Regions from separate parts of the Homo sapiens genome. Here regions 2 and 3 are each linked to region 1. A link is a contact called in ENCODE Hi-C data. All regions are on one chromosome and are shown on one strand. The core of a region is the stretch at or near the end of the contact, and the rest is flanking DNA. Distances in the headings are between cores, read along the strand shown. Region 1 holds the start of CCDC148 (coiled-coil domain containing 148). Region 2 holds the start of PSMD14 (proteasome 26S subunit, non-ATPase 14). Region 3 holds the start of TANK (TRAF family member associated NFKB activator).

What was found. Hi-C counts contacts between places; a loop is a spot of excess contacts on that map. Pooled maps may share reads with other maps.
Region 2: a loop to region 1 is called in a map of endothelial cell of umbilical vein, with 8 times the contacts of the local background. The contact joins the promoter of PSMD14 here to the promoter of CCDC148 in region 1. A Hi-C loop is called at or near these places in 2 of 168 maps with a recorded cell type or tissue (endothelial cell of umbilical vein and naive thymus-derived CD4-positive, alpha-beta T cell) and 8 of 50 pooled maps.
Region 3: a loop to region 1 is called in a map of CD8-positive, alpha-beta T cell, with 24 times the contacts of the local background. The contact joins the promoter of TANK here to the promoter of CCDC148 in region 1. A Hi-C loop is called at or near these places in 2 of 168 maps with a recorded cell type or tissue (CD8-positive, alpha-beta T cell and naive thymus-derived CD4-positive, alpha-beta T cell) and 9 of 50 pooled maps.

The regions. Positions count from the first base shown.
Region 1 is chr2:158,455,498-158,458,007 of GRCh38, reverse strand. It overlaps CCDC148 (coiled-coil domain containing 148), which reads left to right and starts at 1,255. Exons shown (of 14, transcript NM_138803.4): 1 at 1,255-1,593. The coding sequence starts at 1,569. It overlaps PKP4 (plakophilin 4), which reads right to left and starts at 1,056. Exons shown (of 22, transcript NM_003628.6): 1 at 790-1,056. LOC124907900 reads left to right here. Exons shown (of 1, transcript XM_047446754.1): 1 at 1-877. The coding sequence starts at 554. The coding sequence ends at 877. RefSeq lists silencers at 57-276, 307-366, 387-436, 687-736, 957-1,326 and 1 more.
Region 2 is chr2:161,307,172-161,309,681 of GRCh38, reverse strand. PSMD14 (proteasome 26S subunit, non-ATPase 14) reads right to left here and starts at 1,257. Exons shown (of 12, transcript NM_005805.6): 1 at 1,078-1,257. RefSeq lists an enhancer at 930-1,389.
Region 3 is chr2:161,159,174-161,161,683 of GRCh38, reverse strand. TANK (TRAF family member associated NFKB activator) reads right to left here and starts at 1,256. Exons shown (of 8, transcript NM_001199135.3): 1 at 1,198-1,256. It overlaps TANK-AS1 (TANK antisense RNA 1), which reads left to right and starts at 1,394. Exons shown (of 3, transcript NR_187173.1): 1 at 1,394-1,552; 2 at 2,448-2,510. RefSeq lists an enhancer at 783-1,546.

The DNA.
Region 1 (2,510 bases), core at 6-2,505:
GCGGTCCAGGGGAGAGGGCCGGCAGCCTCGGCAGCGGGCGGGGATACCAGATCCGCCAGGGAGGTGCCGCAGCTCCGCTTCAACTCCTGGCAGGGAGAGGAGGAAGCGGCGGCGCAGGAGGGCAGCGGCGAGGCTCGGCGCTGGGGAGCCGGGAGGGGTGGAGCGTGAGGATCCGCGGCCGGTAGAGAGGGGCGCACTAGGCAGAGGGGTGGGCAGGACCGGCAAGGAGTACAGGACTTCGGGGACAAACGCAAGACCGCGCGGGCAGCAGGGGCGTGGGAAGACGGGGAGGGGACCAAGGTGCAGGATCTGGGGCTAGAAGGACAGACAGCCGGCCCCGAGTGCTGAGGAGGGCGGGCGCCCAGTGGTGTCGAGGGCGACTTGGGGCGCGCGGCGGCAGGCAGCGGGGAAGCCGCCGCGAGGGCGTCCAGCAGGGCTCAGCGCGGCGCTCAAGTTCGGGGCTGGGAGCTCTGAATCCGAACAGCCCAGCGTGGGCAGAGGTCGTGCGCTGCGCGTACGGGAGACCGGGGAGAGGAATCGCCGGGAAAAGCAAATGGAGGGTGAAACTTGTGCGCCTGCCGGGGGGAGGGGAGCAGCAGGCGAGTGCGGGCAGGAACACGAGGCGGGGCAGGAAAGCCGCGGCGGCCGCGAGGCGCTGGGGACGCGGCAGCGGGAGGGAGGCCCCCGGCCCCCGGCGCGCAGGTCCTGGCCCTGGCGCGTGTTCGGGGCGAGGGCCGAGGGTCTCGTGGGCAGGAGTCTCCGCGCCCTCCCGCGAGCCCACACACTTACTTTCCAGCTTAGGCAGCGGCCGTCGTCGCTCCAGGGATCAGGGACATCGGCGCCGAGGGGTCGCCGCTGCGGCACCCGAAAAAATTAAAAAAGTGCCGCGGCGGCGCGGCTGCCCGCCCCTCCCTCCCCCACCGGCCCCCGCCCCCGGAGCGGCTCTCCCACCACCCCCGGCGGCGGCGGTGGCCAACTTGCCCCTCTACCCCTTGCCCATGGTGCCGCCTCCGCGGCCGGCGTCGACGCGGACTCAGCCCCGGAGCCCCCTCTACTGCCCAGAGGCCGCCGCCGCCGCCCGCCCCGCTGCCAGCCCTCCCGCCCGGCCAGCCCCGGGCTCCCGGGAACGTCAGCACGCCGCCGTCCCCGGGCCAGCTCCCGCCACCCCATTGGCGGGAAGGAGAGGGCTGGCCCTCCCCATTGGCCCGGCCCTCATATTGAACAGGCCAATGGGAGCTGCGGTTTCAGGTCGCCATAGAGACCGATGCTGTTCAGCGCGAGAGGGCCTGGAGAGGGTGGGTGTGAGAGAGAAGGTGTCTCAGGTCTCGGGCGCGGGAGGGGGTGGCGGAGAGGACAGGGAGATTCCCCAGCGCTGGCTCTGAAATCTGGGGCAGGCTTTCCTTGCCTTACTGCCAATCCCAACTGTGCCTGGTAGGGTTTGTCCCTGGCGTCAAAGGTAGGAACAGCTGAGCCCTTAGATGTACCCCTGACGGCGAGAGCCCAGGAGTGGGCGTTTCACTTTTCCTGCGTTTGGGGAGTCCCTGAGGCTATGCCCTTTGACCTTTGACATGTGTGCAGCTTCTGCTTCTCCAGGTGAGTTTGCACCCCATCCCTTCCATCGCTGCTTCCTCCTGACGTCACTGAGCCACCTAAATCCTACTTATGTTTGTTCTCTGCAGCCACTCCCCCTTCCCTGGGGTGGATCTTTCCTCAACGTTTTGGGTCCTCAAACTCATAACTCTTCTGAAAGACTCAAAGAGGATTTCCTTTGAGGATATTTTGGTAAGGGAACGAGGTGGCGGATTGTATGATAGATGCCAAAGCGTCAACACATGAGCTAGCCTGTTCCCTGATTCTCAAAGCAAACCTCTAATCTCCCTGTGGGCAGATATTTATTAAACACATCTGTGTGTACATCCCGCACTATGAGCTTGACAGGTGCATGTTCTTTCACTTGAGAGGTTACAGGCTTGTTAAAGATAGAGGAAACAGAAACAATCCTTCACACCTTGTGATGATTTCACAAAAGAGTAAGGGAAATGGATTACAGTTGATGGATTTTGTTTTCTATTTTCCAGTATCTCTTTAAATTTGATATGGAAATAACCTGAGGCATGAAATCAGTACACGCAAAAATCTTGAGCTTTAATAATGTCTTCTACTTTCATTTAAAATCATTTTGTGGTGGTTTATCAATACTAATTGTTTTTTGTCAATAAATTTTATGTTTAGATATCACCTTCTTAAAGTGAGATTTCATGAACATATTAGGCTTTAAAAGATGATATTGCTCTAGCCTATAGCCACTGATATTCTTACATTCTTTTGGCGATTTTACTTTTTTTAGACTAATCTCTTTAGTAAGGAGACTATGTTACTACCCCTCAAATTGGAGGGACCATATTGTGTGAAAAAGCTGATAGGATTTTGGAAATTACAAATATTTTGTTGGGAGAAACAGGTTAATGTGTGTGCAAGCTGCATATGTCTAAGTATTGTTCTGAATTTTA
Region 2 (2,510 bases), core at 8-2,507, 2.9 Mb before region 1:
ACACACCTTAACTGTAGTTAATTCAGAACCACTATATATCTTAACCTCTAAACTTCAAATGAGTCAGCTGGTAGGTAGCCTTACGTGACAGGAAGGCCACCATTATATTAATCATCTCCACTAAAACTGTGTTCATGTTTTTGTTATTTCTACAGTATCAGTGCATGTCTTGCTGCTTTTCTCAAACACATTAAGTCAGAAGCACTAAAAAAACACTTGTGACCAGTGGAACAAAATCACTTTCACACTATAACTCTATTTTATGCTCATTTTTAAACCCTTTCCCCTGCCTTTCCATAATATTTTATCAACTTATATTACCATTTATTTTCTCGAGAATTTTTCCTTCAGTCACTAGGTTTATAGACTCAAAAGTTTACATTCTTTTTCTTTTGACAGACACAGAGCTACATCCCCAGGAAAATTAAGTTGCAAGATGTAACATACGGTAGCAGATTTCTACTTTACTTAAAACGAGAAATGTAATCAATTTACCAACAATTACTCAATTAGTATGATATTGAAAGTAAGTTAACAGCCATAGTAGCACACTTTGTTTTTAAGATATTCAAGGTCCAAAAGCAGTGTATCTGCAGGACTTTTGTTTACTTTTTGGAGGGAGCTGAAAACCTAACACTAACAGAAAAAGGGTTAAGGCTTACAGGAAGGACAAGAGATAAAACAAACGTATTCAATGGGAAAGTTAATTCTACTCTCTCTCCCTTGTTTTCCCGGTCTGCTTTGAAAAACTTCAAAGCAGACCGGTTAACAACTATGGATAGAGCACAGACAAACAGGCCATAAACAAGGATTCTCTCTATATAGATGGAAGAGGTTCCCATGATGTGAATTCGGCCAAACAGAAAAGAATGGAGAAAGGAGGCGACATCCAGACCTGACCCTGCCAGAGAGCCCTGAGAGCAGGCGAAGAGAATGAAGGAGGCCGGGCTCCTCCCTCGCGGCCCAGGCCTCCTGTGGCAACTCAGCTGGGCAACGTGACTCAGGAAAGCACGGGGCTGGCGGCGGCCTAGCACGGCTGCCTCCCCAGACCTCCCAGGCCTGCCTTCTGGGTCTTACCTGAAGACGGGCGGGAGCCGGATGCCGCGATATGGACCCTTGTCTTGCCTCTGTGGTGACGCGAAGACAGAGGCAACAGCAGCAGCGGCGCACACCCGACGCGGCTCTGTCTGCAAACCGGCGATGAATCAGCCCGATTCCATTCAAAAGAGTTGCCCGGGCCTCCGCCGCGAAGCACTTCCGGGTTCACTAGTTTGCTTCGGCTTCCGTTCCCCGACGGCCAATTGGAGACGACGGAGAGTCAAGCGGATGTCCAGGAGGAGCTCTTGGGACAGACGGCGCGGGCGGCCCGGCGTCTCCTGTCTCTGGCAGGACTGTGAGGCGGCACTTAGCGCCCTGGTCGCTCGCGCCCCGCCGACGCCTCCTTTTTCTCTCCCTACCTCTGCGCTCTGCGGCCGCCGCTGAGATCTGGGACGGCGGCACATCCAGCCCGGGAGACGACTGGCTAGGAAATAGAACTGTTAGTATTTTGAAGCCCAGATCCCCTTTCGTTTTGGTGTTCACTACTATTATTGCCCTCCTCAAAAACTAAAAGGTTCATTTGAGCTAGATTTAACTTGGTTATCTGAGAAGAAAATTTTTTTAAAAGAGGGGGGATGGTGTGATTAGAGGGGACCGGTAAGACGCCCTTTTCTGTAAGTCCGCTTTATCCACCTCTTGTCATTATTGCTTTGCAAGGATTGGATTTCAGGGAAAACTAAGGTTTCCCAAATGTTCAAACCACCTATTTTAAGCCGAGTTTAGTTTACAGGGTTTAAAGAGTCATTTATTCACATTTCTCCATGTAATTATCGGCAATCACATTTTACTCATGATCTACTTTGTGCTAGGCTTTCAAAAAGCAAAGTTGCAGAAGATATACTTGACAAGTTGATATTACACTCTAGGTCTAGGTACAGTCTCTGTTTAAGGCAGCTTGTTTGCCACGTTCCTGTCACTTTCTCAAATATGTTCCAAATAACAAGCATCTTTAAAGCATTCCTAAATCGAGAATGGTGATGAATCTACTGGACAGAGGGTGAGGAAAGATTACAGCGCCTGGATCCAAACTGTGATTTGAGTAGCACAATTGCTTTAAGATATTAATACCTTTAAAAACACAAAGATTATTTTACTCATAGGTAATATTTGGATCCACATCTTTATGCTTCCCCCCCAAACCTATGCCTCTCTATTCATTTTTTATGGGAGGAGGGGGTGAGTAGCCCCGTCCTCCAAATAATTTTCCTAATCAGAAACTTAAGAGTATGAACACTTGCCTCTTTTTCATCTCTCCCCACTGTAGAAACCATGAAATGTGTAATCTCCATAACAGCTTTTCCAATCCACCACTTCCCCTTCTAAATACTCCCCACTTTGGCCTTAACTCAGACCTTCCTCACTTCTTTTTTATTTTATTTTATTTTATATGTATTTATTTATTAATGCATTTT
Region 3 (2,510 bases), core at 7-2,506, 2.7 Mb before region 1:
GCTACATATGGCAAGACTTTCACCATATATATATATTTAATCTGAAACAGATTATCGAACAGTATGCATAATCTCATTTTCATAAGAAAGCAAAATAACATGGTTATGCACATACAGGAAAGATGTGGAAGGCTTGGATTACAACTGGGGAGAGGACTGAGAAGGATTTCACTTCCTGCTTTGCACATAGTTGTATTATTTGAGGATCCCTCCTCTCTCAAATGAGGACACAATAATTTTTAACAGAATGCACTGCTTGCTTCTCTGCTACCTCTCGTTTGGGTGTGTATTCCAACCGCGGTAAGAAGGCAGGTCATTTTCTTTTCCTTCAATTTCACGTCGCTTCTTCACTTCCTTTACTACCATCTCTCCCTTATTATAACTTGTCAAAAGCATCTCCTGTGAGGTGAGATAAACACCACTTTACATAGCAAGGCTGCTTTACTTTTGCTCGTTATAGCATAACAATAAAGGCACAGCTCTTCTTTGATTATCCTCCCCCTTTCTACTTCTAGAAAAGCACAGCTTTTTTGCCTGTAACTCGTTGCTAGTCAGTTTACACCGGCGTGAGGACTCTACCTAACGCCTGGGTTCCCACTGTGGGCGGGGTTGGCTTCTGTTCTTCCTGCCTTGGCCACCCACTCCCTCCGTGACCCTCTGGGAAGTTACCCAACTTCTCATTGACCAGGCTATGATGACACCCCACAGGAAGGCAGAGGGGAATTGTGCAACCACCTTGGGAAAACAACAGAAAGAACCAATTAAGTTTTCGAAAGAGTAACCACGATACTACTTGATTCTAGGAGGCAGTCTCTCTCCCGAAGGGAAGTCGGGAATGTTCCTGGAGGGTCCACTGCTCACCTCGACACCGCAGGCCCTTCCACCCCCATTTCCCGGGCAAAGCAGCCGGGACGAGTCCCTCCCTTGAAGCCGTTGGGGCAGAGGCCGACGATGCTATGCTGACATCGCGGGCCCGGAAACCAACCCACAAGGAGTCCGCTCCGGGGGAAGGACTCGCGTGGTTTCTCCCGCACAAAATCCCTCCCCAAACTGCAAATTGGTTGTCTCCGCTGCTCCTCGGCTTCTCTCCCTGCGGCGCCCCTACTGTCAGCGCGTCCCTCTCGCTCACGCATACAAATTCTCCGACGTCGTGCTTGACGGATTCGGACACACCAATTCACAAAGTTTCTTACTCACACAGTTCACGCTTTCAGCTGCGTTCCCTCTCCCCTCAGGTCGCCGGCGCCTGGCCGAGTGACTCCAACCGGAAGTTGCATTTTGTTCCAGTTCAGAGGGCAGTGCCTGCGCGCGGAGCCATTAACTCTTCACCTCCACCCAACAAGGCCAGGGCCCTTCCGCCCTGCCCCACCCAGCCCAGGGCTCTTCTGCCCCGCCCCTGCCCGCCCCGCCTAGCGCCCTCCCCCAGCCCTGCCCAGCCAAGTCCCCGCCTCTTAGAAAAAAAAAGCGTCAGCAGCGGAAGAGAATCCTATGTCAAGTGTAAAGGTCACTTGTGAGTCTTTGCTGGATTTTTTTGCCAAACGATAAATAACCGGTAAATAAATAACCAGTAAATAAATAACATCACCCTATATATGAGTTAGAGTACACAAGAATCACCTGAGAAACAAAATGTAGTTTCACCAACCGACTCCTACAGCTTTCATTTCAGAGCAACTGGAGTGAAGCCCAGGAACCTGCATTTTCAACAGATCCTCGTAAATTTATGTAATTAAACGTGGTTAAAGTCCACACTCTGAGAAACACTACATATACACATACCCATTTGGTTTCTCCCCAACTGGTAGTATTTTTCACTAAATGTATTTGTTAAAGAGGAATGGCTGGAAATGGAGGTGGAACTTTATTAGAAAATTTCCCATGAATTAAGACTTTCCCATTATTCCAATTCCTAGCCATGCATGAATATTATCTAAGATTCATATCTTAGATACCGCAAGAAAGATATCTTTTCCCTTTAGGGCAAGAGGATGAGGTCTGGCTGCCCCAATTTCTCCCTGTATTTCTGAATCATGGATGTTTACACATCTTTCCTTAGGCCAGTAAGTCCAAGGATTTAAAAACCTGCCAAGTTGCAGTGCATTCTGTCTAGTTATCTTGAATGTTGCTGTATACTTTTAAAAGTCAAAGCCTAAATATATTTGAAACAATGTTTTTAACAAACAGAAACTTCTTATATATAACGTTTTGACCAGTTGAATAGTTTTCTTGTAATAAGTAATTGAGTTAAACATCACAATACAGTACTGCTTTAAAAAAATTATTTAAACTTTTTTTGAGGGCAGTTTTAGATTCACAGCAAAATGGAAAGGAATGTCCAGAGATTTTCCATATACTTTCTGCCCCGACACAAGCATAGCCCTTCCCCATTATCAACATCCCTCACCCCAGTGTGATGAAAAAAAGCTGTTATAAATATCTGTGTGCAGGTTTTTTTGTGCGGACATAAGTTTTCATCTCCTTTGGATAAATACCAAGTAGTATGATTGCTG